Regions from separate parts of the Homo sapiens genome. Here region 1 is linked to region 2. Evidence: chromatin contacts called from ENCODE Hi-C data. All regions are on one chromosome and are shown on one strand. Each heading gives the region's core, a stretch centred on a gene start or an enhancer-like site at or near the end of the contact. The rest is flanking DNA. Distances are from core to core; before and after follow the strand shown. Region 1 holds the start of TRUB1 (TruB pseudouridine synthase family member 1). Region 2 holds the start of GPAM (glycerol-3-phosphate acyltransferase, mitochondrial).

Region 1 (6,314 bases), core at 1,250-3,749, 2.8 Mb before region 2:
CTTCTAACTTGCAGACGTACTGCCTCTACTATATAAAGTGGGGAATTTGGTTCACCCCACTGAACTAAGTATTCGTGGATTTTTATTATTTTCTAGCTATAAAATTCTGGTACACTTAGGGCTTTGAAGGATCCCAACAGACAAACAGTAGAGATTGTAGCATAATAGGAATCAATGCAAAGAAAGACAAGGAATGGTATTAGAGGACACAACCACTGATCATGGTTGTCAAACATGGCATTAGAATGTAGGTATCTTTAAGAACCTTCCCAAGGCCGGGAGTGGTGGCTCATGCCTGTAATCCCAGCATTTTGGGAGGCTGAGGCGGGCAGATCACCTGAGGTCGGGAGTTCGAGCCCAGCCTGACCAACATGGAGAAACCCCGTCTCTACCAAAAATACAAAATTAGCTGGGCATGGTGGTGCATGCCTGTAATCCCAGCTACTTGGGAGGCTGAGGCAGGAGAATCACTTGAACCCAGGAGGGGAAGGTTGCAGTGAGCCGAGATCTTGCCATTGCACTCCAGCCTGGGCAACAACAGCGAAACTCCATCTCAAAAACAAAAACAAAAACAAAAACTTCCCAAGCAATTCTGACAGCCAATTACAATGACATTTGGAAAGCCCTAGCCTAACTAACATAAATACAAAATAGGCCAATCACAAGCAATATAGAAATCGAGGATAATGAGAATGTCTCTAGCTAAAGGTTCTAGCCTAGCAAGAGCCTTGAAACATTTTAACCAAGATTCAACAAGAAACTTCAGTTCTTAGAGGCAGATTAGCCAGAAGGCCAGAATATGGCTTTGTCAGAAACTTGTCTGAAAGAATGGTAATCATTACCTTAAGGATAAAAAAAAAAAAAAAAGAAAAGAAACCCAGAGTTTAGCTAACAAATCAGGAAAGCAGCAGTTCTATGAAGGAAAACTAAAAAACTATGATGATACCACAATACATATCCTTGATGCAATTCCTCACTTTGACGTCCTCTGTATGACCCATACTTTCAGGCAACAAAGCAAAACTTTAATAAAAGAATAAGTAGTCGTGATACTGGAATTAAACATCTGCAGGAGTGTACCTATTTGCCCATAAACACTTAAATCTGTACTGTCAGTTATAATTCCCATCAGAATAATTTGTTTTTGCATTTTTTTAAAGTGTAAAGTTTTCCATGGGACACTAAACAATGTAAGAAAGTCCCTGTTACTGGTTTAATGGCGAGACAGAATACGGCCAAACTCTGGAGGGCCTTGAATAACCTAACTAACTAGTTTTACCACCACAAGGTGCAGAAATTACTAGGCTATCAGCTCAGTTAAGGTAAGAGAGTTATCTTTCATCTTCAAGTCTCTATAGGCTAGCACAGACCTGGCTTATTGTATATGTCCAATGAACTTAAGGATCCTGGATGCTTTATGTGTGAAATCATCCGAGCTGATTAACGGGGTGATTCTCTAGGCTTTTCTACTATTTTCCCAGTGTACGTGAATAAACGAATCAATAAAATGAACACTCTCAGCTTAGTGGCCAAGTTATATTTAGTGTTCCTCAAATGTGGTCCATAAACTACTTACACTGGAATCACCTGGAGCAACTATTTAGAATTGCAGTTTCCTAAAAATACCCCGAACTCTCCGAATCACAATCTCGGACAGGGCAGGGATTAGGAATCTGTATTTGTACAAGAGACTCTAAGTAATTGTTAGGCCCATTAAAATGTGAAAACGACTATATTAAGTCTTGGTTAACGAAGTATATCTGCATTTCCAATACATTTTGAGGAATGCAACTTTAGGGGTGCAGAACCAGTACTTCCTTTTGGGGTTCATCCACATGAACCCAACAAAAGCCTCCTGAGGGATCGATCAGATTACAGAAAACAGGTCTGCACGCCCAAGGGCAGGGTTTTATTGTGTAAGTACGGGATTTTTTTCCTCCCGTTGAGAACTACAACTGCCAAGTAGGCTACAAGAGTTCGTGCCAGGGCAAGTCCAAGCCCGAGATGCCCGAGATTCCTGTCCAGAGCTAATTCAATGGTCAGTCTCCCTTTCCCCTCCTTTTGTCTCTTGAATCACGAGCGTCGCAAAAAGCCTAATGTGCTTCCCCTCTCGCAGCGACCGCCTCAGCCTGGTCCCCACCCGGGCTGCAGTACCTGCCAGCAGCTTCTCCTTCAACCGATTCAGCAGCTCGGCTGAAGTGGGCCCTTTGGGCTTGTGCACGGCGAACACGCCGCTCAAGGACAGCAGCTTGGTAGCCAAAGCGGCCTTGGAGACCCTGGCTTCGGATCCGGTCCTGGCCGCGGCCGCAACCACCGCGGCTGCAGCCCTTGCTGACGGGGTCGCAGCCATTGCTGCGACCGTTCCTGCAGTTTCAAGGACAGGGGATGTGTCTGTTTTCAAAGACGGCGAAGACACCACCGCCGCCTCAGAAGCGGCCATACTTTTGTAGCCCAGACCTGTTTCATCGTGGAGGTGCACGCTGATGATGCAACAAGAGTGCGCCTGACAGGACCCTCTTCCTCATACCGCGAAGCTGCGCAGAACGGAGAGGTCGCACGGACTTGTGGGAATTGTAGTCCATGGCCTTCCCATATAGACCAAGAGCTTGCTGTGCCCTTGGACTTTAAATAGAAAATTTTAAATGTTGACTTTTCCTGAGGCTTGTGAAGATCCATGGCTTCCTGGGCTCACTGCTTCATTGATTGTATTGTGCTCTTACATTCAGGTTCAGAATTAGAAGACATCCAAATGTGAGCTCTATTAGAGCAAGGAACTTATGTACCACGTTAACTGAGACATTCCCAAATGCCTCACATGTTGTAGGCACTTAAATAAATATTTGAAAACGTATAAATAAGTATGAATTCTTCAAATTCCCCGAAGAAACCAAGCCAATGGTAAATCACTTGTGCTTATTTTGATGCTCTTCATGCACTCCTGTTCACCCTCCCCAAACCCCCACTGACCCCACTACAATTTTTAATAATTCTGATTTTGAATATCAGCTCTTCTGTGGGTTGAATTCCTTAGTACACTTTGTTTAGATATCAAAAGGTATTCTTGCAATTCATAAACTTTAAACCACTTCCCATTTGAGACCTTCTCCCTAAAAGTTATTCACTCCCTAACAAGATTGAGGAATATTGTTTTGATTCCAGCACAAGGCAGAGTGGAGAAAAATTACTTCTGCACCAGAAACATTAAATGCTATCATAACTATTGTGAGACAGATAAAGTTTGCCCTCATTGTTTTTTAGGTTTCTTTACAACCACTCTTTGTCCTCATCATACTCTTGGACTTTAATATCTAGTATTTTAGTGATGCCCCTTAGCTGCTCACAATCACCAGTTATGGGGTCCCATTTGAACTTGCACCCATTCGTGCAACAGACACATGGCAGAACAATTTATTAAAAGGAAAAAAAAATCTTTGAGGGAGTTTTTTCAGGGTGGAAAGCTGAAACTCCTAGAAGGAAGTCACTTACTCTTGTGGTCTATTATAAAAGCCTAAGCTAACTGAAAAGATTGGCATATCACAGGATTAGTGGACACCTGGCCCTGCTTCAAGATGTTAATTTTTCCACAAAGATGTTGTGACTTCAGAAGGGATGACTGCACCCAAAGGAGCATGGTGTCCATTAGCCTCAGGAAAGAGTTCTCTATTCTTGTGCCATGGAAGCAGAGAGCCAGGGACTTGCAGGGAAGGTTGCAAGGCTTGATCAATGATGACTTGGATGACTCCAAGGCACTTGGAGATTAGAGGCCTTTTCCCAATTGTCCGGACATCAGCAAGCCTCCCTATTTCTCTTGTGGCTCTGGGGGTGAGGGATGCAGAGGGAGAACAGAACTAGGGGTAACATATGATGCTTATATTTGAATTTTCCATCAGCCCAGTGTAGGACCAGAGTTAATCTGATTTAAAGAAAATGAAGAAATGTATATTTCTTGCATGTTTGATTTCTGGGATGCTAGGACACAACAAAATTAATGCTACTCTGCTATTATATCGGCATTCTTGGGATCAGAAGCACCAAGCTTTGTTTTTCTAAGGTAATCAACATCTCCCACATTGGGCAGGCCTTGAATTCACAGGTTTTTTTTGCTCCAATACATGTATGAGTTTGGGCTCTTTGGTCAACAGAAAACTGATTCATACCAGCTTGGGGGCACAGGGGGAGAAGATTTATCAGAAATACACTGACACACTATTCAGAACCTAGAAAGTTCTCTGTCTCTAGCTGCACATCCTTCTTTTATGCTACTCACTTGTGTCTTTTTTTTTTTTTTTTTTTTTTTTGAGACAGAGTTTCACTCTTGTTGCCCAGGCTGGAGTGCAGTGGCACAATCTCAGCTCACTGCAACCTCCGCCTCCCGGGTTCAAATGATTCTCCTGCCTCAGACTCCTGAGTAGGTGGGATTACAGGCATGTGGCACCATGCCCAGCTAATTTTGTATTTTTAGTAGGGACGGGGTTTCTCCATGTTGGTCAGGCTGGTCATGAACTCCCAACCTCAGGTGATCCGCCTGCCTCGGCCTCCCAAAGTGCTGGGATTACAGGCACGAGCCATCACGCCTGGCCCACTTGTGTCTTTATTCCTCTTTCCTGTTTCTAACAGGCCTTTTATTCTAACTCTTCATTCCACATCCTTGTTTTAAACCATCCTATTTTGATCCAATTCCAAAAATCTTCTGGATGAAGTCACTCCTGACCACCTACAGAACATAATACCTCCCTCTTTCTATCCCTCTACCATGGCACTTTCCTAGCTAACTTTCTGGCTTTATTTTTTTCCATGGCACATCTCACCTGACATACCATGAAAATGATTCGGATGTTGGTTCCCTCCAAATCTCATGTTGAAACGTGATTCCCAGTGTTGGAGGTTGGGCCTGGTGGTAGGTGATTGGATCACAGGAGTGGACCCCTCATGAATGGTTTAGCTCCCAGTGTTGGAGGTTGGGCCTGGTGGTAGGTGATTGGATCACAGGAGTGGACCCCTCATGAATGGTTTAGCTCCCAGTGTTGGAGGTTGGGCCTGGTGGTAGGTGATTGGATCACAGGAGTGGACCCCTCGTGAATGGTTTAGCTCCCAGTGTTGGAGGTTGGGCCTGGTGGTAGGTGATTGGATCACAGGAGTGGACCCCTCGTGAATGGTTTAGCTCCCAGTGTTGGAGGTTGGGCCTGGTGGTAGGTGATTGGGTCACAGGAGTGGACCCCTCGTGAATGGTTTAGCTCCCAGTGTTGGAGGTTGGGCCTGGTGGTAGGTGATTGGGTCACAGGAGTGGACCCCTCGTGAATGGTTTAGCTCCCAGTGTTGGAGGTTGGGCCTGGTGGTAGGTGATTGGGTCACAGGAGTGGACCCCTCGTGAATGGTTTAGCTCCCAGTGTTGGAGGTTGGGCCTGGTGGTAGGTGATTGGGTCACAGGAGTGGACCCCTCGTGAATGGTTTAGCTCCCAGTGTTGGAGGTTGGGCCTGGTGGTAGGTGATTGGGTCACAGGAGTGGACCCCTCGTGAATGGTTTAGCACCAACCCCTTGGTGACAAATGAGTTCTCACTCAGTTAGTTCATGTGAGAGCTGGTTGTTTAAGAGTCTGGGACCTCCCTGCCCTTGCTCTCTTGCTCCTACTCTCAGCCACATGACGTGCCTGCTTCCCATTCACCTGCTATGATTGGAAGCTTCCTGAGGGCCTCACCAGAATTAGATGCCCACACCATGCTTCCTCTACAACCTGCAGAACTGTGAGCCAATTAAGCTTCTTTTCTTTATAAATTACCCAGTCTCAGATATTCTTTTATAGTAACATAGATGGACTAATACGTACCACATATTTTACTAATTTTGTTTAATGTCTGATGCCTTCTATCAGAATATCAGCTTCATGCAGACAGGAATGTTTTATTCATTGCTATATCTCCAGGGCCTAGAATAGTGTCAGACATAGCACTCAATAAGTACTGGGTTGTTTTGTTTTGTTTTGTTTTGTTTTTTTGAGACGGAGTTTTGTTCTTGTTGCCCAGGCTGGAGTGCAATGGCACAGTCTCTGCTCACTGCAACCTCCACCTCCCGAGTTCAAGCAATTATCCTGCCTCAGCCTCCCAAGTAGCTGGAATTACAGGTGCCTGCCACCACACTTGGCTAATTTTTTGGTATTTTTAGTAGAGACAGATGGGGTTTCACCATGTTGGCCAGGCTGGTCTTGAACTCCTGACCTCAGGTGATCTGCCTGCCTCAGCCTCCCAAAGTACTGGGATTACAGACATGAGCCACAGCGCCCAGCCAATAAATATTGTTGAATAAATGAATGAATGAA
Region 2 (6,201 bases), core at 1,678-4,177:
GCCTGTAATCCCAGCTACTCGGGAGGCTGAGGCATGAAAATTGCTTGAACCTGTGAGGAGGAGGTTTCAGTGAGCTGAGATCACGCCACTGCACCACTGCACTCCAGCCTGGGTGACAGAGCGAGATTCCATCTCAAAAATAAAATAAAATAAATTAAAATAAAAGGGTTTAAAAAATAAGAAAAATTATTTACCTACGTATTTGTGGTTTCTTAAGCTCTTAATTCCTTTGCATAGATTCAGAATTCCATCTGACAGCATTTTTTTTTTGCCTGAAAGACTTTCTTTAACATTGCTTATAGAACGGTCCTGCTGGTGATGAATTCTTTTGGCAATTCGATGTCAAAATATGTTTTTATTTTATTTTTTTGATATATATAAAAATATATAAAATGTACATACCATATATTAATATAAAAAGAACTCTTGATTGATAGGTTCTTCATTCAGTACTTCAGATGCTGCTCCACCATCTTCTGGTTTGCATTTTTCTGATGTGAAATCTGCTGTCATTCTTATCTTTGTTCCTCTGTACAGTAATGTCTTTTTTTTTCTCTCTGATAGCTTTTAAGATTTTCTCTTTATCAGTGGCTTTAGGCATTTTGATTGTGATGTTTCTTGGTATGGTTTTCTTCATGTTTCTACTGAGTTTGTTGAGCTTTTTGGGTTTATAAGTTTATAGTTTTGGTCAAATTTGGAAAGTTTTCATCAATTATTCTTTCAAATGCTTTTTTCTGTCCTCCCTAATCTATTCTCACCTCATATTTCTCATTTTCTTCAGGGACTACAATTGCATGTATACTAGGCTCACTGATACTCTACTTTTACTTTCAGTATTTTTCTTCCCTTAGTGTTTCATTTTGGATAGTTTCTATCACAATGCTTTCAAGTTTTTTTTTGTTTGTTTGTTTTTGTTTTTGAGACAGAGTCTCGCTCTGTCACCCAAGCTGGAGTGCAGTGGCACAATCTTGGCTCACTGCAAGCTCTGCCTCCTGGGTTCACGCCATTCTCCTGCCTCAGCCTCCCGTCAGGTTTTTTACTGTTTCTTTTTTAGTAATGTCTAACCTATTAATCCTGTGTGTGTGTGTGTGTGTGTGTGTGTGTGTGTGTGTGTGTGTGTCTGTGTGTGTGTGTTAGGGTGTTAAAAATCTTAGATGTGGTTTTATTATCTCCTAGATGTTTGGTTTGTGTCTTTTTTTTTTTTAAAGATTTTTCACATCTCTACTTCCCATGCTCAGTTTATTTTTTCTACTTGTTGAAAACATTGAATACAGTCATAATTACTTTCTTAATGTCCTTGTTCTCTTATTTTATCATCTCTGTCATTTCTGGGATGATTTCAATTGGTTGATTTTTTTTTCTCATTTCCTGCTTCTTTTCGCATGCCTGATAATTCTGTTTGGATTCCAGATGTTGCAAATTTTACCTTGTTAGGTGTTGGTTATTTTTAATTTCCTGTAAATATTCTTGTGCTTTGCTCTGGGACACTTTGTTCTCAAAAACGGTTTAATCCTTTGGTGGCTGGCTTTTAAGATTTCTAAGATAGAATCAGAGTAGCTTTTACATTAGAGCTAATTTTGCCCCACTACTGAAGCAAAACCATTTGAGTTGTGAATTATGAGGTTTTCCAGTCGGGGTGCCAGGATCAGGCACTATTTCTGGTCCTGTATAATCACTGGGTATCTTTCTACTCTGCCTTGTGGGAGCAGAATTAATTTCCTACCCTGTGCAAACTTTAGTAATTGCTCTCTCTTTTCTTCATACATGATTATTTCCTGCCCTTAGGTAGCTTCCTCACACACATGCTCTAATCAGCGGAAGACTGGAGTGAGATCTGTTGTAGATCTCCACAGCTCCTTCTTTCTCTGTGTAGCTTTCTCCTTTCTGATATACAACTCACAGTTCCAGCTGCTTTGGCCTCCCTGCTCTCCCAGTTCTATCTCTTCAACTCAGGGAGTCTGCCTAGCTCTTTTTGGCTGCTCCCTCTAGTTAGTAAATCAAGGCAATCATAGGGCTCACCTCATTTGTTTTCCCTCCTCAAGGACCACTGTCCAGCACAACGTTTAAAAGCCATTGTCTTATAAATGCCTGTTTGTTTTTGTTTTTAGTTGTTTTAGGCAGGAGAGTAAATTCAGTCCTGTTGCTCCATCTTAGCTGGCTAGACTGGATTGCTATAAATTTTAAACTATCTAAATAGTTGCATATATTTAGGGGGTACAAATCGATGTTATGACTTATGAATACAATGTGGAATAACTGAATCAAGCTAATTGACATATCCACCTCAAATACTTCTCAGTTTTCATGGTGAGAACTTTTGAAATGTACTCTTAGCGATTTTGAACTGTATAATACATTATTATTTACTATATTCACCATGCTGTGTAACATATAGTCCGAAGGGGGAAAAAAGCCCTTATTTCTCCTAACTGAGGCTTTTTATACTACAAGCCTTATTTGCTTCTTTTCATATCTCATTTTCCTCCTTAAAGGAAAAGGCACTCAGCCACTTTGGTAGAAATTACACAACATGGCCATTTGCAATCCCTGCCTCTCCCATTCGTAGTAAATCCTACATAGTCTTACAGATCTCATAAAAAGTCAGACCACACACATAACCTGATAGCCCACGCGCACATTCCCAACAGAGCCTGGAAGAGGGACAAGCTCCCGGATAAGCTGAATTTACACAAAGCAGAATGAGGTACCCACACACACTCACACACGCATGGCCTAGGCAGGGTAACCATCTGTCCAGGCGCTCACACACTATCTTTAGCCACACACAGGCACGCACACTCGAGTACACACATTACACCCTCGGATCCGCTCACGCTCCCTGAGGCTCGCAGGCCGGGCCCCGCCCCCGGCGCTGGCTAGCCGGCGGCCCCGCGTCAATGCCACGCGCCGGTTGCGTCATCAGGGTGCGCCACTGCAGCTGGCATTGGCCGGGACTGGAAGTGCGGGCTTCTGCAGCAGCCGAAGCTGGAGCTGCTAGGGTGCGAACTGCCAGGGCAGGTGTGGGCTGCGGGAGGCTACTCGGGCCGGGAGCGCCGGGACAAGTGCATGGAGGTGGTGCGACTCCTGCAAGTTGCTGGGGCAGTCGTGTCCCCTATTCCCTGACACCCGAGCTCCGGTCTTCTCCCTGAGAAATCGGTCGGGCTCGTGCAGGGGTGGGGATCAGGATTCATCTCTCCTGGGGAGACTGCGCTGGGGCATGGGTTCCCCTGGGTTGGAAGGAGTCCTTATGGACTCAGTCCCCTAAGTATCTGCACGCGCGGAGGCGCCGCCAGCCAGCCCGCCTGGGTCCCTAGGGAACATTGAGGCAGTAAGGGGTACTCTGAGAGCAGCCGGTATGCTGGAGATAATTAATGACAGCGTTACCATTGATTGGACTGAGCGCTCACTGTGTGTTACACACTGTGGTAGACCCTTTGTTTATATTATTCCGTCCTCTCAACAATCCAGGAGGTTAAGAGCTATCATTCTGCCCATTTTCCAGATGGGAAAACTAAGGCATAGAAGTTAACCAACTTATGGTAATAAAAAATCACACAGATGGTAAGCAGTGGAAGATTTAAACCTCACAGCTGGTCTTCCAGCCTCTGTCCTTTTCAGATCCTCTAGTCAGCTTCTCTCAGCGCATGCTGCTGGCTGGTGCCTCTGGGATATTGCTTCTTTATTACTCCTTGACCTAGAGCGAACTGTGCGGAGGGAGGAAGTGCAAAACGTGGACCTCCTGTTGGCACAAACGAGCCTCTTTGTCCTCTCCTCATCCTCTCTTCACTTCATTTTCTCAGGCAGCAGCGGCTCCCCTGTTGTATGGACATTCTGCACCCGAAACTGATAGCTGAGTCCTGAAGTTTTATGTTATGAAACAGAAGAACTTTCATCCCAGGTGCATTGGTTTATTCTCTCCCCTAGCCTGTTATGTTAGATTGTACTTATGTTAAATTTTTAAGGACATAGGTGGTTATGCCGAGAATAACAGTGACTGTAGCCAACCCATGTGGGGATTGTAAAGAAATTGGAATATGCCTTCCAAAGGAACACTGTTAATCTAGACATGACCTTTCAGGATTTTAAAGGAATAATTTTAGGCCAGGTGAGAAACAGCCAAAAGCAAAAATAATGTGAGGCTAGAGATTATGTTTGAAAGTTTTTATATTTTGGATTAATATCTATTCTAGGAGTTTACTCTTAGTGAATCTTTTTCCTTAGGGTAGAAAAAAGCTTATCGAAAAGGATGAAAACTTATACATCAGATATTTCAAAATAGTGTGCTTTTCTTTCAGAGCTTTGTAGCTTTGTATTACCTTTGTATTAAAAGTGAAAATGTTCTTTTAGGACATCACAAGAAAATTAAGATCTTAATTTAAGTACGGGAACTTAAGGGGTGCCCTAATTGCCTTAATTAAATAAACATGCCTTCCTTCTGCCAGGAACTATTCAATTAACAAAAATGAAATAAGAATAAGCTCTTATTTTCATTTGCAAATGACTATTCATAGCTATTTTGTTTGGATACAATTCATAGCTATTTTGTTTGGATACTATTTTGTTTGCATACTATGTTTTGTTTGGATACTATTCATAGCTATTTTGTGTGGATACAAAGGATACAATGTTGTATCCTTATATATTCAGGAAGTCTTAGAATACAAATGCTGATTTTTTTTTTTTCTAGTCAGGGAAGCCTAACTGTGTTCATATAAACACATCAAAGTCAGTTTTTACCTTGTGACTCAACATGGTAGAAGTCTGTCAGTTCATGTGATATCCCATTGTGGAGCAAAGTAATGTAGAAATCAGAATTTTGAGTTCTAGTATTTACTCTCTCGATTCCTTGTTAATTTAAATGGTACCTATTTTTTATAGCACATGATTTGGGAATTACACTTTGTGACATGGATGAATCTGCACTGACCCTTGGTACAATAGATGTTTCTTATCTGCCACATTCATCAGAATACAGTGTTGGTCGATGTAAGCACACAAGTGAGGAATGGGTAAGTTTAGGATAAGAGTTAAAAGCACTCAGCCTAAAAATGTTCATTTCAATGATGTTTATGAAGGTGCAAATACTGGCAGCAACATAATATCACATCAAGATTAATAGCTACAGAAACTGGTATGTTTATGAAGCCTAATAAAAAATTTTATGGCATTATATTGGGAAGAAAAAATGGTTAGAAAATTTATGTACACTGATTATGTTAGAAAACAAAATAATCATTTTGCATAGGAAAAAAACCCTAGTAGTAGTTTTGGGTCGGTAAGAAATTTTTTTTTCTTTCTTTCTCTTGGTATGTACTTTCCATGAGTTATACTTGAAAAGCATGAATTTTATAATAGAAGTAAACTTTAAAAAATTAGGAACTTATAGTATGAATTCAATCCAAAAGGCGTACATTTTCTTGGATTGTTTTTCCTATTTCAATATAACATGACGTATTTTAAATATCTTAATTGTCTTTATATAAAAAATGGTGGGGTTTTTTTTTTTGCTTAATTTTGAGAATGTTATATCTGTATAACAGAGATGTGAGCAACTGAGCTCAAAGTTAAGCATTTTTAGAATAGAAGAGCAAGGTTTGACCCTAATTGAATAGTATAGCTATAATTTAAGTTCTGGTCTTTAAGTTCCCTTGATAAGATAAAGGAATGTTATATAAGTTTACCTGTTTTTTATTTAAAGTAAAATTATAAAAACTTGCTCACTATGTAAGGCCTTTATAGTTCTGTAGTGCGACTGTGTGATTTAAAAGGGGGTAAGGTTAATTGTTAGACTAGAGATCCAGGAGTCTGAATTGATTTATCTAGCTGTCAGAAGTCTGTTTGACCTTCTACAATTTAGTTTTTAAATTTTTGAATACTGCCTTCAGTGTGTAGCTATTACTATCCTTGGGTGCTCAGCTTTTGCTTATGTGGTAAGCTTTTATCCAAGTGTTGATCATGGAGGGAGTACTTAAATGAAAATCACCCAGAATATGCCATAAGTTTTTCTTCTGTTCAAAATACTTTAGATTTTGAGATCAAGTAGACAAGTATTCTCTTGCCATTTAGAAACTATATTTTTTTCTTAATATTTGTCAGGGTGAGTGTGGCTTTAGACCCACCATCTTCAGATCTGCAACTTTAAAATGGAAAGAAAGCCTAATGAGTCGGAAAAGGCCATTTGTTGGAAGATGTTGTTACTCC

Evidence for each region. A loop is a pair of places that touch in the nucleus more often than their neighbours do. Pooled maps may share reads with other maps.
Region 1: a map of CD8-positive, alpha-beta T cell shows a loop between it and region 2 (17-fold over the local background). The contact joins the promoter of TRUB1 here to the promoter of GPAM in region 2. A Hi-C loop is called at or near these places in 4 of 168 maps with a recorded cell type or tissue (CD4-positive, alpha-beta T cell and CD8-positive, alpha-beta T cell), 1 of 37 single-sample maps with no recorded cell type and 8 of 50 pooled maps.

The regions. Positions count from the first base shown.
Region 1 is chr10:114,934,380-114,940,693 of GRCh38, reverse strand. TRUB1 (TruB pseudouridine synthase family member 1) reads right to left here and starts at 2,499. Exons shown (of 8, transcript NM_139169.5): 1 at 2,155-2,499. The coding sequence starts at 2,440. RefSeq lists an enhancer at 2,128-2,667.
Region 2 is chr10:112,180,491-112,186,691 of GRCh38, reverse strand. GPAM (glycerol-3-phosphate acyltransferase, mitochondrial) reads left to right here and starts at 2,927. Exons shown (of 22, transcript NM_001244949.2): 1 at 2,927-2,999; 2 at 3,801-3,898; 3 at 4,879-5,009; 4 at 6,097-6,201. The coding sequence starts at 4,908. RefSeq lists a silencer at 2,780-3,009.